Linked DNA regions of Mus musculus: region 2 is linked to region 1. Evidence: chromatin loops called from intact Hi-C (ENCODE). Cell type or tissue: left cerebral cortex. All regions are shown on one strand. Each heading gives the region's core, and the rest is flanking DNA. Links, peaks and the distances in the headings are about the cores only.

Region 1 (4,400 bases), core at 323-4,322:
GCAAAAAATGGAGCTTAAAGTTGAGTGTTTTTCCATGTATTCATGGGCTCATGCAACCATGATTTTGATCTAATTTGGGAACTCATTATTTGCCCTTAAAAGAAATCTAATACTGGTAACAATCACTGTCGTTTCCCACTCCCCCCGTTTCTTTTTCTGTCTTCCCCACTCTCTTCTTTTTTCTTTCCTTCTTCCTTCTCTCCCTTCTTTCATCTTTTTTTCCTTCATTCTTTCTCCTCCCTGCTTTCCTTTCCTTTATTTTTTTATCATAATTTTAAAAATTTAAAAACAAGGTCTAGTTAGGTAACACAGGCTAGCTTTTTTTTTTTTTTTTTTTTTTTTTTTTTTTTTTTTTTTTTTGGTTTTCTGAGACAGGGTTTCTCTGTGTAGCCCTGGCTGTCCTGGAACTCACTCTGTAGACCAGGCTGACTTTGAACTAAGAGATCTGCCATCCGCCTTCCTCTGCCTCCCAAATGCTAGGATTAAAGGCTTGCGCCACCACTGCTCAGCAGCTTTGAACTCTTGATCATGCCAGTAGGCTTAGATTTTTCAAAACCTTCTTTAATTATGGTTCTTTATGTTTCAACTTCCCTTCTAGCCCATCACTCACTAGCATTAGCGGGGGAAAAAAGGTTAAGAGGAGACAGGAGTTGTGGACTTGTTTAGAAATAGTTCTTTCTGGTGATTCCAATCTTTGTTGTCAGCAGTCCTGTCCAACAGCAAAACACCAAACACAAATCAGTACAAGTGGCTTGATCCAGAAGAAGTGAGGCTCTGCCAATTTGTATGAGTCCATGGGAGCAACGAGAAGCAGCCACCAGAAGTTCTTTGGTGTGTTTCTGTGTATGGAGTCACAAGTAAAGATCATTGAAGAAAGCAAGGCGAACCAATGCAAGAGTGTCTTTAGGAAAGACCAGTATCAGCAGAGCCCAACAATGACAAGCAAAGAGGTGCAAGGCAAATGAGTGCAAGAGCACTGTCCACTCTTTGCTGGGTTATACTTTGATTCTCTCAAAACATCACGTGTCCTCTCAAACATCTGCTCCAGCAAAACATCACATGCCCTTTCATCAGGCAGCTTCCAGAAAAGCACCACATGTCTGTCCTCAGCAGAACATCCTCTCACAAAACAGTTTCCAGAAAAAAATCACGTGACACAACTGTGTCTCCAATGAAACCAGAAATTCCCACTTCACATGCCTCTTCCTTCTTTGTTTTGTTGCTTTTTATTTTCTTTTTCTTTTTTCTAGATTTATTTATTTATTATATATAAATATACTGTAGCTGTCTTCAGACACACTAGAAAAGGGCATCAGATCTCATTACAGATGGTTGTGGACCACCATGTGGTTGCTGGGATTTGAACTAAGGACCTCTGGAAGGGCAGTCAGTGCTCTTAACTGCTGAGCCATCTCTCTAGCCCCTTGTTGTTTTTTTCAAGACAGTGTTTCTCTCTATAGATTTGGCTATACTGCAACTTGCTCTGTAGACCAGGCTGGCCTCAAACTTAGAGCTCTGCCTCCTGAGTGCTGGGACCATACGTGTGTGCCACCACACTCTGCTGTCTTCTAAGATTTGAAAATATTCATCAAGATGCCCTGCTTAAGCAACTTTTTCTCTGTAAATTCACTCTTTGATTCTCTTGAAGGTATGATGAAAGTGATTTCTTTCTTGAAAGCATGCACAAATTAGGATATAAGAGACCTCAGATTCAATTATTCTCAATAAACTCAAACCCAATCTCTGCAGAGTTGACACCAAAGGAGCATGCAGCAAACCTTGTAATCTCAACGTATGATTTGCTCCACAATTTTCAGAGACAAATTCCACTGTGAATGTCATCCATCGGATTCTATCTCACTTACATTAACTTATTTCCAATGGAAGCAGTAAAAATCTGAGAATCCAGATCCATATTTAGCCAGGCATGGTAGTATACTTGAGGGGCTGAGGCTGGAGGATTTTCACAGCAAAGCTAACTTCACAACTTCATACACACACAGGAAAGAGGAAAGAAAGATCCAATGAATGGAAGAATGAAGGAATAAAGAAAGGAACAAACAAAAATCAGTATCACCTGGCATAGTGGCACATGTTTTATTCCCCACATTTAGTGGGGCAGAGGCAGGCAGATCTCTGAGTTTGAGGCCAGCCTGGTCTACATAGCAAGCTCCGGGCTAGCCAAGAATACAAAATAAATAAATAAATAAATAAATAAATAAATAAATAATACCAACAAAGTTTGGAGCTGAGACGAAAGGGTGGACCATCCAGAGACTGCCCCACCCGGGGATCCATCCCATAATCAGCCACCAAACACAGACACTATTGCATATGCCAGCAAGATTTTTCTGAAAGGACCCTGATATAGCTGTCTCTGGTGAGGCTATGCCAGTGCCTGGCAAATACAGAAGTGGATTCTCATCGTCATCTATTGGGTGGAACACAGGGCCCCCAATGGAGGAGCTAGAGAAAGCACTCAAGGAGCTAAAGGGGTCTGCAACCCTATAGGTGGAACAACATTATGAACTAACCAGTACCCCCAGAGCCTAGCTGCATATGTAGCAGAAAATGGCTTAGTCAGCCATCATTGGGAAGAGAGGCCCCTTGGTCTTGCAAACTGTATATGCCCCAGTCCAGAGGAATGCCGGGGCCAAGAAGTGGGAGTGAGTGGGTAGGGGAGCAGGGCGGCGTGAGGGTATAGGGGACTTTCAGGATAGCATTTGAAATGTAAATGAAGAAAATATCTAATAAAAAATTGGGGAAAAACATATAAATGGAAATTTGAAGATGTCAGATCCCCTGGAGCTGCAGTTACAGGCAGTTGTGAGTTGTCTGGTATCGGTGCTAGGAACGGAATTGAGTTCCTCTACAAAAGCAACAAGCACTCTTAGCCACTGAACCGTTTTTCTAGCACCAGAATACAACTACTGAAGATAAGTTAGGACACCACTGCCCTTCCAAAGCCACTCTAGTCAATCATTATACTCCAATAACTCTTCCTCTTGCCTCCAACACATCTTTTCTCCATCTCTGAGGTCAACACTCCAATGAAGACCTTCATGTCTCAACAGGAATGTTATGTAACCGGCGCTGTGACTCTAGATCACATCTCATTGGGTTATTTTTTATCACATCATCTGTAGAGGGAAAGCTTTTTATGATAAGCCTGCCTTGCTTGCCCAGTTACCTTACTTATTATAAAGCATTGTCATTGTTTGCTTTTCTCTTGGCTTCTCCCAGCACTTCATAAATATTGGCAGTATTGTCTAGCTGTTATACTCCCACCTTCTAGTGCTTAATGAGTGTAAAGAAGTGCCCACTGGGGCTGGAGAGATGGCTCAATAGTTAAGAGCACTGACTGCTCTTACAGAGGTCGTGAGTTCAATTCCCAGCAACCACATGGTGGTTCACAACCATCTGTAATGGAATCCAATGCACTCTTCAAGTGTGTGTCTGAAAACAGCTACAATGTGCTCATTCATATAAATAAAAATAAGTAAATCTTGAAAAGAAGTGTCTACTGCAGCATGGTGTGGTTATAAACACCTTTAATCCTAGCACTCTCCAGTCAGAAGCAGATAGTTATCTGTGAGTACTAGGCCAGACTACAAGGCCTAATCTACAAATTGAGTTCCAAGAGAGCCAAGACTGTTACACAGAGAAATCCTGTCTCAAAAAATAAAATAAAAGTGCCTAGTGATGAACAAAGGAGCCCAGTAGAAAGTAGGCTGAATCTTTTTCCTTCTGAGCTTATCTCTTGTTCCTCAATATCTGCTTAACAGGATCTCAGCATGCCAAGCATGTTCTTACATATTTCATATGGATATAAACTCATAATAATTATGTGAGGACAGCATTATCATTTACTTATTTTATATATGGGACCAAGGACACAGAAAGGATAAATAATAAGTTGTCTCATGACCTTGGGCAAGTGATCTGCAGGGCTGCAATTCAAACAAAGTCCTTTGGTTCCTAACACCCTAAAATTATTTCGCATCACCCGTGTGTCTTTAATTGCTTGTCAAGTGATGAAATTAATGAATATGATCCTTTCTAGCATCTACAGGAGCCCTGGAGGAGGGATGCAGAGACACATGCACTTATCTGCATATGGAGGCCAGAGGACAAACCTTGGCTATCATTATTCTTCTGCCACATACCTTAAAAAAAAAAAAATTAGGTGCAGAGAGCATAGCCAATGGTCTGCAAGGCGTTCAGCAAGTAGAATGTCCAAACAAGATTTGTCTTTTAAATATGCCCAGTTATTCTCACAAACACACCTCAAAGTGTCATGCTAAAATGCAATTGAAACAGACATCTCACCAATCAGGGAACAGTTCTTTGGGCAGAAATCCTGCTGCAGGGTCCCCTGGGGATTCTTCTGTGGTGAGGAT
Region 2 (4,400 bases), core at 154-4,153, 200 kb after region 1:
GGTCTTGATTGTGCAGCACATACTTCAACTCCCCAACCCTGGATATCTGACTCTCTGAAAAGAATCTTGCAACACTACATCACAGCATTGTGTGTGTGTGTACTAAAGTGGCCAGAGGCTCCTATGTATTGGCAACAATCATTAGCATTTACTTGATTTATAGTGGGATAAGTTAAAGAAGCACTCTGGTTTAAGAACTCCTCGAAATGAAGCTAAAAGTACAGTTACCAAGTCAAAAAAAAAAAAAAAAAAAAACCAAACCAAAACAAACAAACAAAAAAGAACTACAGTGGAATAAAAAAAACTAACACACAAAAAGATGAAGGAGAGAAAGACAAAACAAAACAAAACAAAACAAAACAAAACAAAACAAAACAAAACAAAACAGAAGCCAAACTAGGGGAAAGGAGCAAACAGGCCGACTTATCCAACAAGTTCATATTGACACCCAATGTGAGTGGTCCAAACAAATGAATCGAAAGCCAATGACCATGAGACTGGATAGGAAAGGGAGAAAGACTATACATCTCCCACAACCAAAGCCAAACCGCATCCAACACAATTTTCACTTTCAGTCTGGTGGGTTCCATCTCTACAAGTTCCATGTAGGTGTTCTTGACAATAACATTGCAAGTTATTTCTTCATTATGTTGATATTTTTTCTGCCTTCTGGACACATAAAACATATTTATGATGGCAGTTCTAACATTCCTGTCCACTGCTTCATCGCTGATATAATTTCTGTTTCTATTGCTTGTACTTTTACCCATATTCTAGGTCATAATTTTGCTCATTTCTTATTTATAGTTATGCTTTCTGGTTCCTTTTTTTAAAAATCCTATGCTGGGCATTGTGAATTTTTGCTGCTGGTTTCCAGATTTTCTTGTGCTCTTTGAAAATTACTATGTTTCCTTCTGGCATAGAGTCAGGCTTTTTGGATTACAGTTGGGTCTCTTCCAGCTTTCTGTTAAGCCTTATTATTTGGGAGTGGGTTTTGCACCCTCTTGAAGCCCAGTACCAAGGTATTTTATATCTAAGGTTCCTTCGGATAGGTCAACCATTACAAGACCTTTCTGCTTTGAACTATGGGAACAAAACCGTCTCTTGGTTTTTATGAGGTTTGGGAATGATTCTGCCCTCTTCTTTCTGGAAAGCCTTTTCCTGGCCTCCGGTGATCCCCATCAGTCTAGCAAGGGTTAGTATATAGCCAAAGACATGAAGTGAGTCTTCCTCTAAATTCTTAGAGCTGTACTGTCTGGCTGTCCACCCTGGGATACTCTGCTGTGTGGATTGTGGTCACCTTATTCTCCAACTCCACTTTCTGTTCCCTCCAATCAGAAGAGACCACTGGACTCTGTTCAGAAGACCCTTTTTTTGCCCAGGCAGAGGCCTGGAAGAGTCACTGAAATGCCGTCTTACTACTGACCTGTTACTGTTTGCTCACGTTCTCAAGTCATTGTTTGACATATTTTCTAGTTGTTTATGAAAGAGTAGATTTACTCTCTGTTCCAAGATCCTGCCAGAAGTTTCTTATTCCTTTTCTTTTAAAAATACTTCAAATATAGGTTCTACAACTTTTTTAAAAGTTGGATATAGGTTGGAGAGATGGCTCAGCAGTTAAAAGCACTGATTGCTCTTCCAGAGGTCCTGAGTTCAAATCCCAGCAACCACATGGTGGCTCACAGCCATCTATAATGGGATCTGATGCCCTCTTCTGGTGTGTCTGAAGACAGCTACGGTGTACTTATATATAATAAATAAATAAATAAATCTTTAAAAAAAAGTTGGATATAGTAAGATCATTTAAAAAGTATAGTTAGCGATACCACTGGTTGCTTTTATTTTTAACAGTATATTTACTCAACGTAATGTATTATTTATAAAATTTCAATCTGTTGGTCTGAATATTTGATTCATATTCAATATTTCTTTATGAAGCCTTGGCTGTACTGGAACTAGCTCTGTAGATCAGACTGGCCTTGAACTTACACAGATCGGCCTGCATCTGCCTCTCAAGTGCTGGAATTAAATGCATGTGCCATCACCATTGGGCTCAAAACATCTTTTATTATATGAGCATATAAAGCTTTTTTCTCTTTCGGTGTCTGTTTTTCTTTAGCTTTATGCTGATGGGAGCGACGGTTAACACATTCTCACATATGTCCACTAGTGGGCACATACAGGCATTTCCTACAGGATTTCCCAGAAGTAGCCTCACTGAGGTTTAGGGTAAGAAACATCCTCTTTCTAAGACAATGCCCTGCTTTCAGTTTTCAACCTACGATGCTATTTTCTGTTTTTCCCTCCCAAGACTCTCCTCAACCAGCTCAGAGCCTTTACTCAAGCCACTTTCCTTTCCTATAACCCATCCCCCATTTTCATTTACAAAGTTTGCCCTTTACAACGTATGACCTTTGCACAGAAACCTCCTTTGACTTCCCACATGAATTAGCTGTTGCTTTAATTGGATGTGGTTGATTAAACTCACATAAGAGTCTAATCACTTATCCAACTATAGCATTTAGGGTTATATCCGCTAGGGAGGTTAGGTCCTTCAGGTGAAGCCATATGATTGAGTCCTGGTGTCTCTATAAGATGAGAGGCCACACAGACAGAGATACACATGTACTTCTGTATGTCACAGCCTAGGGGTCTTTACAGGAACTCAATACAATTGTCCTTAGACCTTGTACTTCCAGGGTTCGGAGCCAGCTTCCAGCATTTTCCTGTAACAATGAATACCAGATTTATATTTCCCCCTTTATTTATCATCATAGCACCAAGATCCATTATTGTTCCTCCCTTCCCTAGCTATAAGCTTACTAGAGTGTGCTTCCAATTGAATGATATTTATTTAGTGCCTAGATCAATTACTGGTATGCAGTAAACATTTATAAGATGGTCTTTGGATGACTGAATAGGTGAACTATCAAAATATATTATAGTATTGATTTTACAAATAAGAATTCGAGGTTTGCCGGCGGTGGTGGCGCATGCCTTTAATCCCAGCACTTGGGAGGCAGAGGCAGGCTGATTTCTGAGTTCGAGGCCAGCCTGGTCTACAGAGTGAGTTCTAGGACAGCCAGAGCTACACAGAGAAACCCTGTCTCAAAAAACCAAAAGAAAAAAAAAGATAGAAAGAAAAAGAATTTGAGGTTTAGAAGGAGCTGTACAAAAAAGAAACAAGATAGCCGCTAAAGAAGCTGAGCTTTGAATCTAGTATATGTTTTTTAGGTTTTAAAAAGCACAGTTCAGATAATATAACTTTTTAATAGTTATGAAGGTAGCCTTGGGAGTTTCTTGGATTGCTTCAGTAGCCAGTGTTGCACAACTTGGAGAAACTTTCTAAGCAGAAACCAACTCATCCATCTCTGAGGTAAGGAGTATCTTTAGTCTAGCGTGTTAAAAACATTCTTATAGAAGGATTTCTATACAGGAAATGGAATAATGAACATGTTTCACCTTTAATTTTGGAAGATTTCCCCAGACTTAAGGTCAACTTTACTTGTCCTTTAAGGAAATTGTGGTGAAGGACTCCGTAGCCCTTCCTCTAACCACAGAACAAAAGGCTGCTCTTGCAGAAGACAAGAGATTGGTTTCCAACACCACATTGGGTACCTGTCACTCGGTGATCTAACACCTTCCTCTAGCCTCTATGGGCACCCATACATATATATCAGACACACATAAACACACATTAAGTAATTAAATAAAAACTTTTAGAACGTGAAATAAAACTTTAATGAGTTATTGTAGATTTCTTGTGTATAGAAACCATATCCTTGCACCTTGGTATTCTTAATGTCTAGCATAGTAACTTGCAGTGAATTCTCCACACCCACTGGAGAAGTGAGAGTGGCTTTTATGGAGACTCAGTATAGGCTTCTAATCCTTTGCAAGGCATTTCTGGAAACCCCCACCTACAGGCCCGCATAGGAACCTGTCTGCCACTCCTGCCTGACTCACTTTCTCTAGCCTCTGCAGAGCATGTCAAACACCACTTGCTCCAGTCACACAGAAAAAAATGCAGACCTAAAAACATGCATCTGTGCTTTTGCATATGATCTCTGTCCCTACAGTAATCTTCCTTTCCATGGTTAGCCAACTCTTACTCATTCTATACAACTCCAGTTGAGTTTCCTCTCCCTGGGGTGATTTGAATGCCCTGCCCTGCGTTCTAAAATCTTCTGCACTTAGCATTTATCACACTGGACCATGTTTCTCGACTGCGCGTTCTTCTCCCTGATAAACGTCAACCCTTCAAGGACAGAAGTTGTGACTTTCTTTACTTTGCAGCCTAGGAAGCCAACACAGAGCCTGGCACACAGTGCATATTTAGCTCATGAGGAATAAATGTCTGTTGGCTGTAGGTTGTAGTAGGTTAAAGGAACATAAAGAGA

Evidence for each region. Peaks named below come from ENCODE experiments on the same cell type or tissue, not always from the same donor. Only the 100,000 strongest peaks of a DNase experiment are listed, where the experiment ranks them.
Region 2: a loop joins it to region 1, with 5 times the contacts of the local background. A loop is called at or near these places in 2 of 42 quality-filtered maps.

Annotation. Positions count from the first base shown.
Region 1 is chr6:67,255,346-67,259,745 of GRCm38, reverse strand. No RefSeq gene overlaps it. Among named protein-coding and RNA genes, the nearest start is that of Serbp1, 9.4 kb to the left of the region's middle. In left cerebral cortex, for the core only: no CTCF peak of the experiment used is centred there; no DNase peak of the experiment used is centred there.
Region 2 is chr6:67,058,038-67,062,437 of GRCm38, reverse strand. The region is part of intron 1 of E230016M11Rik (RIKEN cDNA E230016M11 gene); the gene reads right to left. Among named protein-coding and RNA genes, the nearest start is that of Gadd45a, 23 kb to the right of the region's middle. In left cerebral cortex, for the core only: CTCF peaks have their summits at 1,935 and 2,144; no DNase peak of the experiment used is centred there.